Regions from separate parts of the Homo sapiens genome. Here region 2 is linked to region 1. The links are chromatin contacts, found by Hi-C or POLR2A ChIA-PET in ENCODE. All regions are on one chromosome and are shown on one strand. The core of a region is the stretch at or near the end of the contact, and the rest is flanking DNA. Distances in the headings are between cores, read along the strand shown. Region 1 overlaps SMAP2 (small ArfGAP2). Region 2 holds the start of DYNLT4 (dynein light chain Tctex-type 4).

Region 1 (3,848 bases), core at 900-3,399:
CAGGTCAAAGCTTCCAAAAAGAAATTTCTTAATCTGAAACAATGAGAACTGGGTTCCTCAGGCCTCATGTCATTTCCCCTCACCCACAAATCAAATGTGTAATGCTCTCATTTTATGATGTATTGAAACAGTGAAGCAAATGCGAGAGGGAGAGAGACCTACTCTCAGCTGTAGCTGATAAGTGTGTCCTAGCATGGTGATTTGAGCAAATAGAGCACCTTTTCTTTTCCTTTTCTTCAAATAGCCATGCTGTCTTTTGCAGCAGTTGCTGGTGACGGAATACCATAAATCCCCAGGCCTCTACCACAGAGCTTACATCTTTAGATGTGGGTTTACATGTTAATCCTACAATGTTATTTCACCTCAGTGGTCTGAAGTGCGCACACAGTACATTTTGTTCTTTAACTTCCTCTTTTCTTGTCTAACTGGAAGTCCCCAAATGTGTGGATTTAGAAATGAGTTCTCTAGTGTTTCTAGTTTTGAGTTAAGGAAGTTTTGTCTTGATATTGTTTAGGTGGTTGTTTTTGTTCTGTGCCTTCAAAAATAATTTCTTACAGAATTTTCTGTGTGAACTGGTGACATCATATGCTGTAGTGTAAAGCTTGTAGAGAAGGGGGCATTGGTGTCTTTTTGTTGTTGTTGACACTTTATCACTCCTTATAACTGACACAAACCCTGAGAAGAGAAACAGGAAGGAAACTCCCTGTTCTTACCATGATGCTTTTGTTCAAAATAGCTGAAAACAGCAGAGCTGACGGAAACCAATTTGAGTGTGACAGCTGATTTGAGAAAGAATGAATTAAGAGATTCAGGCTCTTCTGCTATGTTGAAATCATTTTTACTGAAAGATTAGCTGTTTGGAACAGGGATTGACTTTGTCTCTCTGAAAGTAGGCATGAAGAGTTCGGTTAGAGGAACCGTTACAGATGGAGGAGAAACTTGAGGAAAGGTCTTTCCTGTAGTGTGACTACAGTATTAACATTCCCAGATTATATGAAAGAGAAAGGAAGCTTCATTAAATGAAACATTGGAATCAGGAAGACTCCGGCTTGGCTCCCTGAGCATTCTAACTTGTTCTGAGCCTAGTCTCGACAGAAGTAGCCTGACACAAGTGGCTCAGATCAAGGGTCCATATTACGGGCAGAGTAAAAATAGGTCCCAGTTTCATTAGACTTCTCATACATTTAAGGAAAAAAAGATTTGTTGCCATAGGAACAGACCAGTTGTTTTCTGTCTTGTGGGATTTTAGGAGCTGGGGAGATAGGAGGATCCCTGTGCTTATAATCTAAACATCAGTAAATGCTGGTTTTTTTTAAAACAACAACAACTTTATCTTTTATGATTCTGAAACCTATCCACGATAAAAATCATTGGAAAGTATGAAAAATATAATGATGCTGAAGGTATTTTTCATAATTCTTTTTTTTTTTTTTTTTTGGAGACAAGGTCTCTCGCTCCGTCGCCCAAGCTGGAGTACAGTGGCACGATCTCAGCTCACTGCAGCCTCTATCAGGCTTAAGCAGTTCTTCTGTCTCAGCCTTCATAGTAGCTGGGACTACAGGTGCACACCACCACGTCCAGCTAATTTTTGTATTTTTAGTACAGACAGGGTTTTGCCATGTTGCCCAGGCTAGTCTCGAACTCCTGAGCTCACATCATCTGCCTGCCTCGGCCTGCCGGAGTGCCAGGATTACAGGCATCAACCACCATGCCCGGCCTTATTTTTCATAATTCTTATCACCCATTTACTTGAGCTTATACCATAATGATTTTATATCATTCTTTTTTGCTTAACATTTATTATAAGCTTATTTCATGACATTAAAAACGTGTAAATACCTTTATTGTATCCCAGCATTGGAATATGTCATTATTATCTCTTGCCCAATTGTTAATATTTGAATTTTCAATTTTTTAACAATACAAATAAGGAAGTATAAATTTTTGTGTTGTTGTTAGAGTGATGGGTTATTTATGTGTTCAGATTTGAGTAGTCAAGTGGGCCCTCTAATTTAAAAAGTTACCAAGGGGATTCTCTGGGTTGAGCCCACGTAGAGATGGCTTTGCTATGGGCATTATCATTCTGAACTGCTTCATTGCAGTAGATGTCTGCTGAGGCAAGGAATGGGGAATTCGGGAGAACCCTGGTTTCCCCATAAGGGACCTAAGGAACATAAGGGACATAAGGAACAGCTTTATGGGTCATACCACAGCAAGATGGGCCGGCACTTTCACATTGAGAGGTGACAGCGTGCTGGCAGCCCTCACAGCCCTCGCTCGCTCTCGGTGCCTCCTCGGCCTTGGCACCCACTCTGGCCGCACTTGAGGAGCCCTTCAGCCCACTGCTGCACTGTGGGAGCCCCTTCCTGGGCTGGCCGAGGCCGGAGCTGGCTCCCTCGGCTTGCGGGGAGGTGTGGAGGGAGCCAGCTCCGGGAACCGGGGCTGTGTGCCGCACTTGTGGGCCAGCTGGAGTTCCGGGTGGGCATGGGCTTGGCGGGCCCCGCACTTGGAGCAGCCGGCCAGCCCTGCTGGCCCTGGGCAATGAGGGGCTTAGCACCTGGGCCAGCGGCTGCAGAGGGTGTGCTGGGTCCCCCAGCAGTGCCGGCCCACCGGCGCTGCGCTGGATTTCTCACCGGGCCTTAGCTGCCTTCCCACGGGGCAGGGCTCGGGACCTGCAGCCCGCCATGCCTGAGCCTCCCCCCACCTCTGTGGGCTCCTGTGCAGCCTGAGCCTCCCCAACGAGACCGCCCCCTGCTCCACGGCACCCGGTCCCATCAACCACCCAAGGGCTGAGGTGTGTGGGCGCACAGCGCGGGACTGGCGGGCAGCTCCACCTGCAGCCCCAGTGCGAGATCCACTGGATGAAGCCAGCTGGGCTCCTGAGTCTGGTGGGGCCTTGGAGAACCTTTATGTCTAGCTCAGGGATTGTAAATACACCAGTCGGCACTCTGTATCTAGCTCAAGGTTTGTAAACACACCAATCAGCACCCTGTGTCTAGCTCAGGGTTTGTGAATGCACCAATCGACACTCTGTATCTAGCTACTCTGGTGGGGACTTGGAGAACCTTTGTGTGGACACTCTGTATCTAGCTACTCTTGGTGGGGATTTGGAGAACCTTTGTGTCCACACTCTGTATCTAGCTAATCTGGTGGGGATGTGGAGAACCTTTGTGTCTAGCTCAGGGATTGTAAACGCACCAATCAGCACCCTGTCAAAACAGACCGCTCCGCTCTACCAATCAGCAGGATGTGATTGGATGGGGCCAGATAAGAGAATAAAAGCAGGCTGCCCGAGCCAGCAGTGGCAGCCTGTTCGGGTCCTCTTCCACAGTGTGGAAACTTTGTTCTTTTGCTCTTTGCAATAAATCTTACTGCTACTCACTCTTTGGGTCCACACTGCCTTTATGAGCTGCAACACTCACCGCGAAGGTCTGCAGCTTCACTCCTGAAGCCAGCGAGACCACGAACCCACCGGGAGGAACGAACAATTCCAGACGCGCTGCCTTAAGAGCTTTAACACTCACCGCGAGGGTCCACAGCTTCACTCCTGAGCCAGCGAGACCACGAACCCCACCAGAAGGAAGAAACTCCGAACACATCCGAACATCAGAAGGAACAAACTCCGGACACGCCGCCTTTAAGAACTGTAACACTCACTGCGAGGGTCCACGGCTTCATTCTTGAAGTCAGTGAAACCAAGAACCCACCAATTCCGGACACAACATTATATACCTGATGTGCGGAAATACCCTTGCGCCATTGACTAGCATCTTATGTTGTTCATACAGTCCTCATTCACTTAAACTTAGTCCTCTAAGGAGGTGGATTAGAGGTCCTACATTAGTAGA
Region 2 (3,848 bases), core at 1,349-3,848, 4.4 Mb after region 1:
TCCTACATGGAGCAGCACCTCATGAAGGTGTGAGGGCTGGGGCTGTGGTACATTGAAACCTAACCCATCCTGGCCGGGTGCGGTGGCTCACGCCTGTAATCCCAGCACTTTGGGAGGCCGAGGCGGGTGGATTATGAGGTCAGGAGATCGAGACCATCCTGGCTAACAAGGTGAAACCCCGTCTCTACTAAAAATACAACAAATTAGCCGGGCGTGGTGGCGGGCGCCTGTAGTCCCAGCTACTCGGGAGGCTGAGGCAGGAGAATGGGCGAACCCAGGAGGCGGAGCTTGCAGTGAGCAGAGATGGCGCACCATTGCACTCCAGCCTGGGCAACAGAGCGAGACTCCATCTCAAAAAAAAAAAATAAAGAAAAGAAAACTAACCCATCCTGATCCCTCTGATTCCCCCTTGGTGGTGGTTGGGGTTGCTGAAAGCTAGAGGATAAGGCATACACTAATGGGGAGGGGGCTGTCTCACGCTGGATCAGTGACCTGCCCTGATCCTGCTCCCAGGGTGGAGATCTGCCCAGTGTGGAAGAGGTAGAGGTACCTGCTCCGCCCTTGCTGCTGCAGTGGGTCAAGACGGATCAGGCTCTCCTCATGCTGTTTAGTGATGGCACTGTCCAGGTAAGAGCCTATCCAGGAGTTGCGGGAAGGTCTGGGAGGCCCAGGGTGCTGGGGAGGAAGCTGGGCCCGGAGCCTAGGTCCTGACCACTGTCATGCTCTGTGTGCAGGTGAACTTCTACGGGGACCACACCAAGCTGATTCTCAGTGGCTGGGAGCCCCTCCTTGTGACTTTTGTGGCCCGAAATCGTAGTGCTTGTACTTACCTCGCTTCCCACCTTCGGCAGCTGGGCTGCTCTCCAGACCTGCGGCAGCGACTCCGCTATGCTCTGCGCCTGCTCCGGGACCGCAGCCCAGCCTAGGACCCAAGCCCTGAGGCCTGAGGCCTGTGCCTGTCAGGCTCTGGCCCTTGCCTTTGTGGCCTTCCCCCTTCCTTTGGTGCCTCACTGGGGGCTTTGGGCCGAATCCCCCAGGGAATCAGGGACCAGCTTTACTGGAGTTGGGGGCGGCTTGTCTTCGCTGGCTCCTACCCCATCTCCAAGATAAGCCTGAGCCTTAGCTCCCAGCTAGGGGGCGTTATTTATGGACCACTTTTATTTATTGTCAGACACTTATTTATTGGGATGTGAGCCCCAGGGGGGCCTCCTCCTAGGATAATAAACAATTTTGCAGAATTGGACTCCCCCTCACTCGCAGTAGAGCCCGTGGACCGTGGCCACCGCGAAGAGCGAGGTGTTGGTGTAGGAGACCGAGGCCAGCCCATCGCGCGCCACGTCCCAGAGCGCACGGCTGACCACGTGAACGCCCTGGCCCGCGCGCGGCCCCAGCACCACACTGCATACCAGCTTGTAGCGTGGCGGGCTGAGCTCGCGCAGGCGAACGTGCACCTGCTCGCAGAGCTCCCGCACCAGCCGCGCGGCCTCGTCGCTGGAGTAGCACGCGTCGTGCAGCCCTGCGGCCAGCGCCGCCTCCAGGGCACGCTGTGCACGCGCAGCCTCCCAGCGCTCCCCGGGCACTGGCTCCGTGCGGTAGGAGGGCGCCACCCAACGGGCGGGCGCCAGGGGCAACCCTGAGAAGCTGACCCTTGAGCCCAGAGGGGGCACCGGGCCCAGGGATGGCCGCTGACCCCCAGGACCCGCGCCTGGCCCGACCAGCGAGTTGCGGCGGGAGAAGGACGCGGCCAGGCCCAGCATGGAGCCCCGGCGCGAGGCCGGGGCTGGACCTGGACCTGCCGGTCGGGCCTCATCAATGCTGGGCAGGCAGCCTCGGGGCCGCACCGGTGAGGGTTTCCGCCCGGAGTCTTTGGCATTCTCCTCCTCCTGGCGTCCCGGGGGCAGAGGCCTGCTGGCCATGGACCTGCTGGCTGGAGGAACCACACTCAGGGTGGCCTTCACCAGGCATCTGTCTACCCACCCCAGCCTCTTGCTCAGTGATGTCAAGGGTTTTTACCTTCTACCCCCTTCTTACCTGTGTTTTAGAACAAGTGGATCAGATAGTCCCAGGCTGCCTGGGTTCCTAGGTGCTGAGAAGGTTAAAGGCTGTTAGACACATGAGCAGGGGACAGGAGGCTGCTAGGACTGGGATCCTCGGCTAGTCCTTGCCGACTGAGCTCCTTCTCTGGGCACTATGGAAGTTAGCCAGGTACGCTCGGAGTCTTAGAGACTGCCATTTCTCCCTTCCACCCGACTTCTCTGGAAGGAGAGGCAGGCCTCTGCCTCAGCCTGGACTGTGGAGGCAGAGCCTCCAACCCCTAACCAGGAAGGACTGACAGACTCAGCTCCTTCAACCCCACAGATCCTTCCAGCCCTGGGGGTGTTGAATCCAGTCATCTTCCACCCAGATCTACTCTAGGGTGGCTGGCACAAAGATCTCCCCTACACCTGGCCCAGGCTGAGGGCAGATGACTCATGAAGCCCCCTTCCACCTTCTGCCTTTGGCCTCTGATCCCACTTCCTCCAGAATCAGTTCTGAGATGGCTGCCCTCTGCTCCCGAAACTCCCTCAGGCACCTGAGTCACCCGCAGGCTTTGGCTTCTGAGTTCTGTCCTGGCTGCACAGCCCTGGCCCCGCTGGCCTGAAGGGCAAGTGGGAGGGGAAAGACCTGTGTTGTGGAGTTGCCATGGGTTGCTAGAGCAAACACTCCTCCCTCCCAGGATCCCTCCCTCCAGTCTGGCTCTGGCTTAACCTGAGAGCATTGTTGCTGTGAGCATGTGCTGAGCATGGGGTGCCCCTGAGTCATCAGGGAGAGCGGCCGACAGGGTCTTGCAGCTTAGAGGCAAACTTCCTAAGCGCAGGCAACAGAGGGGCAGATGTAGAGCAAGGCTGTGGTCAGAAAGGCTTTGTCCTACCCCAGGACTCTTGAGCCAGGGCCCATTTTCTCCCCTTGTGGAATGGCCAGATGACTGGCCATTCGTGAACAAGTCACAGAGGCCTAGGTTAGGGGGAGATCTTGAGGCTGCGGGGGTGGTGGCTCAGGAATCCAGAGTCTGGGCCCACAGGAAGGAACACGTCATGGCTCTGTTGTCTCCCCATCGGCCTCGACAAGGACAAACATTTCCGCTCCCGGCGCAGAGTTAGGGTGGGGCTTGGATGACTTCCTCAGTTCAGGGCTATGTGCGGGGGAGGGGAGGCCCACTGGCTCAGCTGGTAGGCACCAGGCCTTATAAAGTGGCAGTGACTCGGCAGTGAACCCCGAGTCCAGCCTCGTGACCTTTGCTGACCCAAGTGTCCTGGGGCTTGTCCCTAGCTGGCTACACCTCTAGTACCTAGGTTTCCCCAAAGTTACATTTCAGAGATGGCAGAGGCTGTGACACCTCTGCCAGGGCTGACAACTCATGTGACTCCTCCTCTGGCAGGGATGGGACTGTCCCCTCCCAAACAAGCCAGGTCGGGGCCCTGACCCATCTATGGGGGCGAGGATTTTCCCTGTTGAGTGGGGGTTTCCCCGGCCTGGCTAACCGGATCCTGACCCTGTGTGCCTGTGGAGGAGGGAAGGGTTAGGAGGGCAAGGAGTTTGAACTCTGAACCTAGGGCAGGCTCAGCTTCGGGGGCTAAGACCCTCGTATGGCGCTTAATGCCCCTCTAAGGGCTGAAGTTTTCCCTGGGCCTGCCCGGGAGATGGGTGGAGTCTCTTCTCAGGCCAGCTCCAGTTTCCATGGAAACCCACAGGCTTCCCACCCCGTCGGCTGCCTGGGCAGACTCCCAGCCAGGGCCTCTTTCGCCGCCGCCGCCGCCGCCAGCCAGCCAGCTTCTTCCCAGGACCATAGGCCACTCCAGCCTCAGCTT

The links. A loop is a pair of places that touch in the nucleus more often than their neighbours do. ChIA-PET counts read pairs that join two places held with the same protein, here RNA polymerase II (POLR2A). Pooled maps may share reads with other maps.
Region 2: a pooled map shows a loop between it and region 1 (11-fold over the local background). The contact joins the promoter of DYNLT4 here to the enhancer-like site in region 1. A Hi-C loop is called at or near these places in 5 of 50 pooled maps. POLR2A ChIA-PET finds 5 or more read pairs at or near these places in 2 of 52 experiments (CD4-positive, alpha-beta T cell and activated B cell).

What each region holds. Positions count from the first base shown.
Region 1 is chr1:40,385,435-40,389,282 of GRCh38, forward strand. All of the region lies in intron 1 of SMAP2 (small ArfGAP2), which reads left to right. Among named protein-coding and RNA genes, the nearest start is that of SMAP2, 14 kb to the left of the region's middle. RefSeq lists an enhancer at 311-580. Within about 2 kb of position 2,150, at least 8 of the 41 ENCODE cell types and tissues checked have a DNase peak (open chromatin) inside an H3K27ac peak, as active enhancers do; they include CD4-positive, alpha-beta T cell, where a contact is called at or near this core.
Region 2 is chr1:44,804,753-44,808,600 of GRCh38, forward strand. DYNLT4 (dynein light chain Tctex-type 4) reads right to left here and starts at 2,599. Exons shown (of 3, transcript NM_001377534.1): 1 at 2,573-2,599; 2 at 2,032-2,086; 3 at 1,141-1,927. The coding sequence starts at 1,916. The coding sequence ends at 1,251. It overlaps BTBD19 (BTB domain containing 19), which reads left to right and starts at 3,771. Exons shown (of 8, transcript NM_001136537.3): 1 at 3,771-3,848. It overlaps PLK3 (polo like kinase 3), which reads left to right. Exons shown (of 15, transcript NM_004073.4): 13 at 1-27; 14 at 514-627; 15 at 735-1,238. The coding sequence ends at 926. RefSeq lists enhancers at 1,068-1,918, 1,919-2,768, 2,362-3,561, 3,036-3,285, 3,620-3,848 and 1 more.